2 separate regions of the Homo sapiens genome follow, and region 1 is linked to region 2. The links are chromatin loops, found by intact Hi-C in ENCODE. Cell type or tissue: heart left ventricle. All regions are shown on one strand. Links, peaks and the distances in the headings refer to the core of each region. The heading gives the core; the rest is flanking DNA. Region 1 has its middle 12 kb from the start of LINC01863. Region 2 overlaps LOC124901138 (a long non-coding RNA gene).

Region 1 (5,374 bases), core at 274-5,273, 130 kb before region 2:
TTATAATCCAAGTCTGCAGAAATATACTGGAAATAGGACGATTCTCTCTCAAATTAACAGCCCTATTTCATAACAACTGATGACCAACTGATGCTCGTTCCGTCCTACAGAAAGATCCCGAGAGGGCCCCTTCTCCTTTTCTTTCTCCGCTGTCTAAAATGCTTTATTGAGGAAGGGTGAAAAATTGCTGAATTGATCTTTTTAAATGAACGCGGATCTGAACCAAAGAAATTCGGAAGAAGAGAACTTTCTCATCCAAGTGGCTGCCAACACCTCACCCCCAGCTGAAGCGCTCCCTTGTTCTCTCCTGCTCTGCCCCAGATTCATGGGCCGCTCTCTGAATCGTTGGCAATTTTCTCTGTACTGTCCTGACAACCTCCAGCCATGAAATTAAAAAGCTAGTTACCGAATCTTGCTCCTAACGGCTTTGTCCTTGCCAGCAATTCGACAGAGAAATCTGGAAGAGAGAGAGCCTCCACTTCGCCTGCAGTGGGTTGAAATGCTGCTGGAATGACAATGGGATTCGCAGTGGGAGGAGGAGAGAATGCGCAGTTTGCCAGGAATGAATGAATGAAAGGGAGAGAGAAAGAAAGAGTGAACTTCGGGCTTTAAACTGAAAAATTCCAGTGTCTCAGCAGAAGCCCTGATGCCTTTACTCCCAGACCTGCTACAAAATGCTGAGCAGGCACATTTCCCCACACCAGTGCCCTCTGGCCCTCAGCCTGGGTTCAGAGCTAGGGGCCGGAAAGCTGGAGAGTTGGAATTTGGGAGAGGAAGTGACTTCAAACTGGGGCAAGCCCTGGGAGGCCAGTCTACCTAGCCAGCTGGCTTTCCTCCCCCCATCTCATGTGTCTCCCCTGAATTCAGACATCGTCCACGCCCCCAAGGAATTTTAAGAAATCCTCAAAACCCAAGGAATTTTAATTGCCCTTAATTAAGGAAAAATGTTCTAGAAGACCACTGCAGTGTGGCTCAATGTGATATGGGTCCCTGAGCTCAGGAGGGTAAGGCTCAGCCTTGTTGCTGTCTGTGTTCCAGCCCTTGGCCTCGGGACCCACACAGAGCAAGGGGCTGGCAGATACCTGTTGGACAAAGGGATAGGACCAGCTGCATTCAGGGAGCCCTTTTTCCTGCCTTTGCCCTGTTCGGGCATGGACTTACAGATGGATCTTGTGATGTGCAGGGGTCGCAGGAGAGAGAGGCATTTGAGCCCTCGCTCAGTCTCCAGGGACAGGCGGAATGAGGTTGGAGTCCCAGCTCTGTGATGTCTTAGCCAAGAGACCTTGAGTGAGTTATCTGTAAAATGGGATTCCCCGTGGTGGTAGCTCACTGGGGGGGCTGGCAGATTAAATAAAGTCTTACATGTAAAGTGCTTGTCATATAGTCAATGCTCAGTCCCCATGCATCTTGGAATTAGTCTCATTGCTGGACAGGCCTGGTATTGAATGGACCCTGGGAAGCTGTGTTGGCCCTCGCTATTTAACTGAGCCTTCACTCACTCACTCATTCATACAAATACTTATCTAATGCCTTCCACGTGCTACCCTGTGCTAGGGGGTAGGGCAAGAAGAGTAAGTAAAAGGTAGCACAGTTTCAGTACTTGGAGCTTAGCCAGCAAGCAAGCAACAAACAAAAAAGCAAACATGCAAAATCAAGATCAAAATCATTTTGGGTGCAGATAAGTTGATGATCAGAGGAGGCCTCTCTTGGGAGGTGACATTTGAGCTAAGACCTAAATAACAAGAAGGAGCTGGGTACACTTAGACCTACAAGGCAGGAAGAGGGTCCCAAGGTAGGGAACAATAGCAAAGGCTTGGAGATGGGAACAAGCCTGGCCTGACCGAGGGGCAGCGGGGACGAGGATGGCTGCAGGGGGAGGCCTTGCGGGAGTTCAGGTTGCATTCTAAGAATTCTGGGGAGCCACTGGAGAGGTTATTTCACAGTGTTGGGAACAGGAAAAGCAGGAAGTCGGCCTGGAGGATTGGGGCTGGAGCCCAGAATGTGTGCTGGGTGTCACTGGCTCTCACCAACCTCTCCTTGGAGGCTGGATCTGGCCCCCTCTTTGCCTTGCACATGCTGCAACTCTGCATGACAGGGCAGGTCTTGCAGAACAGTGATGCAGCAATACCTAACTCAGCATTATTATGTGTGGCCCACCTTCTCAGAAGTGCATGTCTCCCCCAACCTCAGGGTTACCCCTGCATGGAGGAGTAGACCCCCTGCTGCTCCCCACACACCTGCCCTGGCATGGAGCACATGCTGCTATAGCAGCCAGGGACCTACTGGAGTCAGAGATGCTCTTCCCAGGCTTGGCCTGATGGGGGCAGTATCAGGAGAGCTCCATGGTGGGCCGGTCCTCCATCCCCCCAGGCTGAGTCCACCCTCTCAGCCAAGATGCCCCTGGTCCAAGCTGTGCCATAGGCCCTGCAGCCACCCTAGGGGTGGAATCTGGAGTCCTAAGACTGTGATAGCATGACCAGCCAGTTCACAAAGCACTGCACCCTTGGGGTCAGACAGCCAAGAGCTCCCTGTGTTATGGAGCTTGAGATTCTCCCCATTGAAAGGGAGCTAAGAAGTTAAGAGGCATTGAATCCAGCCTCATACATTCACTCAGTAAATGTTTGTCAAGCTTCTATGATGTGCCATACATTATATCAGCACAGGGTTATATACTAAAGATGGAGGACTCTGTGGCGCCCAAAGCAGAAATGATTCTGGCCCTCATGGACATCTGTATTTCTAGGGGGGTGAACAGACACAGAACAAATCAACCTACAAATACATAATTCTAAACCATGACAAGTGACAGAAAAGACAGAAACAAAGCATGGGGCTTATGTTCCAGATCCAGGAGTGGCCAAACTGGATCCGACGGTACAGAGATGAATGGCTCAGCTAAGATCAGAATCATAAAACACCATTTTGAAGGGCACTGATGCATTCCCAGAATGCCTGTATCATATATGAAATTCATTATTAACAATAACTGCCAAAATAAATCAATATGAAAACGATGTTGTGGAGAAAGTCTGTCTGGCTAGTATTGAGACTCGTTGGCGAATCTTGACATAACGAAAGTTGTTAAATGTAGTGGTCTGTTTACTGTGTTTGTAAACACAAAAATGAGAACAGATGACATGTTTGTGGAGCTTCTTCTGTGTCAGGCACTGTGGTGGGCACTGGGGGCCCAAGGATAAGCACCCTGCTTGTTTGGCATTGCCTGGAAGTAAAGCACTCCCACCCACACACCGGAAGCCCCTCACAGTGACTGCCTGCACTGTGCCAAGTGAGGGATGGCTGGGCTGCACATTCCTGGGCTGTCTGTTTTGTTTTGCTTCAAGATTTGACCTTGTCGCCAGATTTCTGTCAAGATTAACCTGGCAGAGTTTCTGATGTAGTTCATTCTACAGCGAGTTAGGCTTCCGCATTTGATGAAGTCAATATACCTGCATCATGGTGAGGCAGGCACAGAAGAGGAGGTTTGCGTGGCAGAACAATCCCTTTTTAGATTAGGAAACATAGAATTCATGTTGGAGAAAAGAGTGCTATTTCTGTCTCCAATCCGATTTTGTACCCACTTTCAGTTTTAAGCTGTGCCCCATTCCAGAGCAAAATCCTCCTCTCCTTCCTCTCCTCCTCTCCCCCACTGCCCCCTTCTTTTTCTCCTCAAGTCCTCCCTCCTCCCTCCCTTCATCTCCTACCCCCCTCCTCCTCCTCATCTCCTACCCCCCTTCTCCTCCTCATCTCCTACCCCCCTCCTCCTCCTCATCTCCTACCCCCCTTCTCCTCCTCATCTCCTACCCCCCTTCTCCTCCTCATATCCTACCCCCCTTCTCCTCCTCATCTCCTACCCCCCTCCTCCTCCTCATCTCCTATCCCCCTCCTCCTCATCTCCTACCCCCTCCTCCTCATCTCCTACCCCCCTCCTCCTCATCTCCTACCCCCTCCTCCTCATCTCCTACCCCCCTCCTCCTTATCTCCTCCTTCTTCCTCTTCCATCTCACGATCTCTTCCCCATCTTCCTCCTCCCCTCTCCTCCTCCCAGTCCTCATCTTCTCCACTCTCTTCCTCATCCCTCACCGCAACTCTTCCCTCCTCCTATTCTTCTTCCTCCCCTTCCTCCCACCTCATCTTCCTCTTCATTCCTTCTCTCTCCTTCCTCCCTCTCTTTCTCTCTGCCTTCTCCTCCTTTTAAAATCAATCCAGATTTACTTGGCTTTTGATTTGTGATTTAGTAGTGATCAGGAGATTTGATGTTAAAGGAAAATCGGATAAGCCCAGAGCCACTGACCTAATTGATAGGAGTTGCCATTGCCTCTGTTTTTCTGTATAAAATGGGAACAGTTTTTTGTACAATACAAGTACAATACAATACAAGTATTTATTTGGGCCCATATCTATTTTCACTAGTCTTCTGAGTTCTGTGAGGAACAAGAAAGGAATGAGTAGGACAATGTCCTCCCTCTTAGCAACTTCCTATCTCAATGGAGACCGCCTATCGAATGGGAATTTTCTACCCCAAGACACCTGAGACAGACCACAGTACACGCTGTGAGTGATTGAAGCACAGGCTCTAAATGCTGGCAGAGATCAGGCTCAGTATGGGCTGGAGGGAGGCTCCACAGACAATGTTCATCTTTTTTTTTTTTTTTTTTTTTGAGACAGAGTCTCACTCTGTCGCCCAGGCTGGAGTGCAGTGGCGTGATCTCAGCTCACTGCAACCTCTGCCTCTCGGGTTCAAGAGATTCTCCTGCCTCAGCCTCCCAAGTAGCTGGGATTACAGGCGCCTGACACCACGCCTAGCTAATTTTTGTATTTTTAGTCGAGATGGGGTTTCACCATGTTGGCCAGGCTGGTCTCGAACTCCTGATCTTGTGATCTGCCTGCCTCGGCCTTCCAGAGTGTTGGGATTACAGGCATGAGCCACCGCACCCAGCCTGACAATGTTCATCTTTAACAAAGTTCTGAAATTTGGGAAGATCTAGAATTGGAGGGCTAGGTACTTCTAATTCTGATGAAGGGAGAACAGTCATGATCATAGTACCAAACTCTCTCCCCTAATTCCCTGTTCCCATGGGGAAGGGACCAGCCTTTTCATGTCCTGCTCTTCTTCCCCTTTATTGCAGTCCCCTACCCTGAGCTGGTTTTGGTATCGGCCCTTTCTTCTTCCCTTTCCTCTCAATCTTGCTCATTATGTGGGACCTCAGCACTCCAGGGAGAAGCAAATGTCCTAGGCACAACAGCAAAACAGTGCATGTGGCAGAAGGCCATGGATGCTGACCTGAGCCTGGATCCCCGCTCCGCTCAAGATTCGTGGACTTAGGAGATTCAATCGACTTAGGAGATTCAATCGACAAGTTGAGCGAGGCGTCCA
Region 2 (5,303 bases), core at 304-5,303:
AGCCGCACGGTGGATTTGCAATACAGGTGAGTTCTCTGGGCCTATCTTGCTATTGCTAGCATCTAATGTGATGCCGGGAACACACCAAAGCATTAATAAATATTTGTAGACAGAAAAGCCCTCTGGCAGATTTTCTTCCTTTGACCTTTTGATTATTTTTCCTCTTGACATAACAGAATAAGATACCTAGTACCATGGTGACAATCTCTATAGAAATCCATAGCTTGCTCTCAGCACACCCGCAGATGCCAGTGGGAGGCTGGCATAGATTTGGACCAATAGAGAGGAGGCATGGTTAGCCTTGTCCTGGTTACAAAGAACATGTTTTTTTTTTGTTGTTGTTTTTTCCCCCTTTCAAATGGACCTTCCTGTCCCCAATGCAGCATCAACTAGCTCTCTCATAATGTGGGTTAATTTTCCATCAGCTCCTAGAAAGAGTGTATTTCCAGACTCTCTGGGGACAGACAGAGGAGTTTCAAACAGGATAAAGCAAGCTTCAGTGGAGAGTATTTGGAGTCTGCCGTGGCGTCAGGCTGCTCCAACCGCATTTCTGCCAGAGGGTGGGAACGTGTTTGCTTGGAACAGGTAATTCTTTCGGATACTCTAATCCGAGGTTTGAAATAGACTTGTGTTGCTACCAGAAACCCCTGTTGTGTGGCCTTTTCTTTGTTAGGCTTGTCCTGGTAAAGGCTGGGGATGCATTGGCTTGGGAGTGGAGGTCCTTTACTGAAGCCAGTGTGTCTGCCTCTTTAAGAGGGACCTCGAGGAGGGACAGTCCGAGAATCACAGAGATGAAAGCCAGATGGCCACTAAATAGGATGGCAGCGAGTGAGGAGAGGACGGCCAGCTGGGCTGTCTGCTTTATCACCTTGCAGTGGAGAAGACTTCTGCCTGTGGCTGCAGGTGGAAGATCTGGGGGTAGGGATGGCACCCTGAGCCAGGGCCCTCTGAATGGTCCAACTGGCCCCACCTTCTGCCCAAACCGGAACACAGAGTTCTAGACCCAGGAGACAGAGAAAGTCTGGGCCATGGAGTCAGAGAGGTCTGGGTTCAGATTCTAGCTGTGTCTCCCTGAACAGTGGTATAGTCTGTCCAACTTCCATTTCCTCGTCCATAAAATGGGTTGGTGATCCCATCTCACAAATTCACTGTGAGGCAAGTACAAAGAATACAACTTGAGCACAGTGCGTGGGGTATGGTTTTTCCTTGAGCAGGTGCTCAGGAAATTTCAGTGTCCCTGTATTCTGGAGAGCACTCTAATAATTATTTAACTAAGAGAGGGAGAAGGGGAACTTTTTTTCTGAGAGTCTGGGATCCTGGCCATTTAAAAATGAAATCCCCAAATCCTGCTTAAACACCTTACTAAGAATGCAAGTATATCACTCAGGGCTGGTACCAGATACCTGTAACAGAAAACCCAGATAACAGTGGCTTAAACAACAAAAGAGTTTACTTTCTTTTCTCTCATATAAAATAAATCCTGATGCAAAAAGTCAAAGGCTAGAATGATGGCTCCTCAGTCATCCCTTCCAAGAAGACAAGGCTCTATCTTTGTGCTCTGCTACCCTTAGAGAGTGGCTTCCTCTGTCAAGGTCACTGCATGGTCATGAAACGCTACTGCAGCTCCAGCCATTATGTCCACATTCCTGGCACCAAGAAGGGGCAAGCAGTGCAAGAGGAGGCACCTCTCAGATGAGTCAGCACTTTAAAAAATCTTTACCGGAAGCTTCTCCCAATGACTTCAACTTACATCTTATTGGGTACCCTCTATGGCAAGAGGGGCTGGGAAATTTATGGGGCAGGTAGACGCTCCCAGTAATAATAGGGGTTCTGTTAGTAGAGAGCAATGGCAGAATGTCACCTCTGCCATAGCCAACATGCAGCTTCTTCAACTTCCCTGGAAAGGTTTCCTGGGCATATTTCCCCAGGAACAATAAAGTATCTCAGGTTTTCTGCCTTCTCCACCGTCAGTCCTCACTCAGTGGACCAGCTGTTTCTGGAAAGGGCCACTGGTGAGAGTAAGGTCAGAACCCTGTGGCATACAGGTGGTCTCAGAGGCAGAGCTGCAGGAAGGTCCTGGCCACACCTCTGGCTGGCTGGCTATTCCTGGGTGAGTTACTTAACTGCACATCTCAGGATTCATGGATACCCTTAAGGATCAGTGAGATACTTGAACGCTCAGCAAAATATCCTGCAAGGGCCAGAGTCCAATAGGTTGTCAGTTGAGGTTAGTCCCCGACGTTTTCAACCTCCCATTGCCCACCTACCACCTCGATGTTAATAAAGCAACATCGGTTTTCATCCAACTTCAGATGATACATAGATTTTACGCATCAGGAAGGTTCAGAACCAGAAGCTCAGATGGATTACATGTGGGTACCAGGTTGAGAACCTACCTGGAGAACTCTAAAACCCAAAGGATAACCACTAAAATCTAAAATATTTTGCACTGTCTCATATCTGCCTATGTTACTGGCTGTACTAATTATCCATTACGGTGTCACAAATTACCCCAAAACTTAGTGGCTTAAAAGCCAGCTCAGTTTATCATCTCACTGTTTCTCTGGGTTGAGAAGCTGGGTGTGGCTTAGCTGGGTCCTCAGGCTCAAGGTCCCTCACAAGGCTGCAAGCAGGCTGTCCGTGGGGCTGTGACCATCTCAGTGCTGATATGGGGTTGGATCTGCTTCCCAGCTCACTCACGTGGCGGCTGGCAGGATCCAGCTCCTCATCGGCTGCTGGCTGGAGCCTCCTCAGTGCCATGCAGCATGGGCCTTTCCATAGTGCAGCTCACAGCGTGGCAGCTTGCTTCATCAGAATGAGCTAGTGAGAACGGAAGACAGAGAATGGGAGCAAGATGGAAGTCTTTTATAACGAAACCCCAGAAGGGGCATCCTTCTCTATTTTATTCCATTCATCAGAAGCAAGTCACTAGGTCCAGCCCAAACTCAAGTGAGGGGATTCCACATGGGCATGAACATCAGAAGAAGGGATCACTCGGGGCAGGGAGGTGCCAATTGGCTTTTGGAAGTGCCAAGCGAGGTCCTGCCTCATCCACCCACCTCCACTCCCAGGCTCCAGACATGGGGCCTGTTTCCTTCCATGAGCAAGCCCAACTCCTCCTCCCGTGGGGCCTTTGCTTGTGTAGTTCTGTTTTCCTGGTGACTCTTCCCTCTCTCCCTTCATAGTTCTACTCATTTTCAAAGTTCATCCCCAAACTCATTTTTTCCAAGAAGACTTTCTTGGACACCCTGCTTCTGAGTCACAGGAAGGAGGGGTGCCTGAAGCCCTACTCAGTACTGGGTAGCCCCAAAAGGTTGCCTTCAAACAGAAGTCTGGGCCCTGACTGTTCAACTCTCGTTCCTTGTATGGTTAACTGTGTTTGGACCTTCAGCTGTAGTTGTCATCCTCAACCAGAGAGGCTTTGGATCTAGTTCACGGATTCTTGGCATGTCATGCTGCACTGCCCCGGCAGTCAGAATGGAGGAAAGAGATGGACCTTATTTCAGGCCAGGCCCCAGCTCTGAATATGTGTGTGTTTGGGGCATGTTGTTTTTTATCATCTGAGTTCAGTCCTGTGCTTGTAGAAGGTATAATTTTCAGTCCATAAACTCAGGTGTGGGGTAGATAGAAATATCTCTATCATAATTGAGTTCAGTTCCTATTTTGAGCCTCCACTCAGCCCAGGTAGGTAACAAATCAGTCTCAGCTGATCTGCCCCTCCTTTTCCCAGAGATTGCATTTCTGCGTGTTATACAAAGGTGATAGAAGGATGGCCACCTGCTCTCCCATGCCACCTGTCCCTGGCATTTATCATTCTGGGTCATGGGTCAATGCAGGCCACCATGGAGCTGTCCCTTGCTCCCGTCTGCAACCTGTCTCCAGTCAGGTGACTCTGTGCTTCTGTGACATTCTGGGGCTCACAGTCATCACTGTTCTATCTCTTGTTTCTCATAGGATCCATGAGGCAGGTAAGCCCCGAGTCTCCTAGATGTACTATGTGGCCACTTCCTTTGGCGCTTCCCTCATCCCTAGGCACCCCCTCTTCCTTTCTGCTGTGAGATTTCATGGGCCATGCCTCTAGGGACTTTTGTCTTTGCCCTGACACCTGGCCGAGAGAGCAGAGCACAAAGATCAGTTTCTCGAGGACACTGACAGTCTCAGCACTCCTGCTGTGATAACCTTTCCACATCAGCCTGGGAATGTTCTCTTGGTCCACAGGCCCCCAGGGAGAGCCTTTGCTCATGATGTCCTCCTCCAGCATTTTTTGGCTAAGCCATGATTTTTTTCCAATCTCCTGAGAAACTCATCTTCAAAGCTGAAAAGCCAACGAAGACTCATTTTTGTCTCCTTTCTGCTGTCACAGGGAACAGCCTCAACTGACTTCAAGCAGGGAAGGCCAAGGCAGGAAAATAAAAAGCCAGAGGAAACCACAGACCTTCTTAACACTATCTGCCCCTCACATCCATCCAATATGCATTTACTAGCTCTTGCCATGGGTCAGTCACTGTTCTGGGTGCTAAAGACAAAAACAGTAAAACACTCAGCACCAAGGCTGGACACACTGGTTCATCCCAGCATTTTGGGAGGCCGAGGTGGGCAGATCACCTGAAGCCAGGAGTTCGGGACCAGCCTGGCCAACATGGTAAAATCCTGTCTCTATAAAAAGTACGGAAATTAGCTTGGTGTGATGGTGCATGCCTGTAGCTACTTGGGAGGCTGAGGCAGGAGAATTGCTTGAACCCAGGAGGCAGAGATTGCAGTGAGCCGAGATTGCACCACTGCACTCCACCCTGGGTGATAGAGCGAGACTCCATCTCAAAAAATAAATAAATAAATAAAAATAAAACAAAATAAAGACCTAGCATCAGTCCTCAGAAGTTGCAGCCTAATGAGGAAAAGTGGAGGTCAGTCTTGTAAACAGATTGACAGGCATAGTGTGATAAGAGATGCCAGAGGAGGCACTCCGTGCAGGCTGACCCTCTGGGAGCCCAGGACTGAGCTTGAAGGATGGACTGGAGTTATAGAATCAAGGAAAGGGGAGTTCAGCAGAGATAGGAGTACGTCCGAAGGTTGCGGGGGGGTGGTAGGAAGACAGCCTCTGAACAGTCAGTGGTGTGGGTGTGTCTCTTTGAAGGGAACACAGGTTGTGTCTCCAGGAATGGCTGCAGATAAGGTTGGAGAGAAGTGGGTAGGAATCAGGTAACAAGACGTCTTGGATGTCAGGCTGAGGCATTTGGATTTTATCTTCAGGAAATGTAGACTCATGGGAGAAGTTTTAAGCATGTGGTGATATGGCAGGCTTT

Evidence for each region. Hi-C counts contacts between places; a loop is a spot of excess contacts. Peaks named below come from ENCODE experiments on the same cell type or tissue, not always from the same donor. Only the 100,000 strongest peaks of a DNase experiment are listed, where the experiment ranks them.
Region 1: it touches region 2 in a loop (3-fold over the local background); 25 of 110 quality-filtered maps call a loop at or near these places.

What each region holds. Positions count from the first base shown.
Region 1 is chr5:173,627,576-173,632,949 of GRCh38, forward strand. No RefSeq gene overlaps it. Among named protein-coding and RNA genes, the nearest start is that of LINC01863, 12 kb to the right of the region's middle. RefSeq lists enhancers at 686-1,507, 5,356-5,374. In heart left ventricle, for the core only: CTCF peaks have their summits at 2,312 (motif pointing right) and 2,511; no DNase peak of the experiment used is centred there.
Region 2 is chr5:173,757,212-173,762,514 of GRCh38, forward strand. LOC124901138 (a long non-coding RNA gene) reads right to left here. Exons shown (of 2, transcript XR_007059060.1): 2 at 1,433-2,820. Among named protein-coding and RNA genes, the nearest start is that of LINC01484, 14 kb to the left of the region's middle. In heart left ventricle, for the core only: no CTCF peak of the experiment used is centred there; a DNase peak (open chromatin) is centred at 2,741.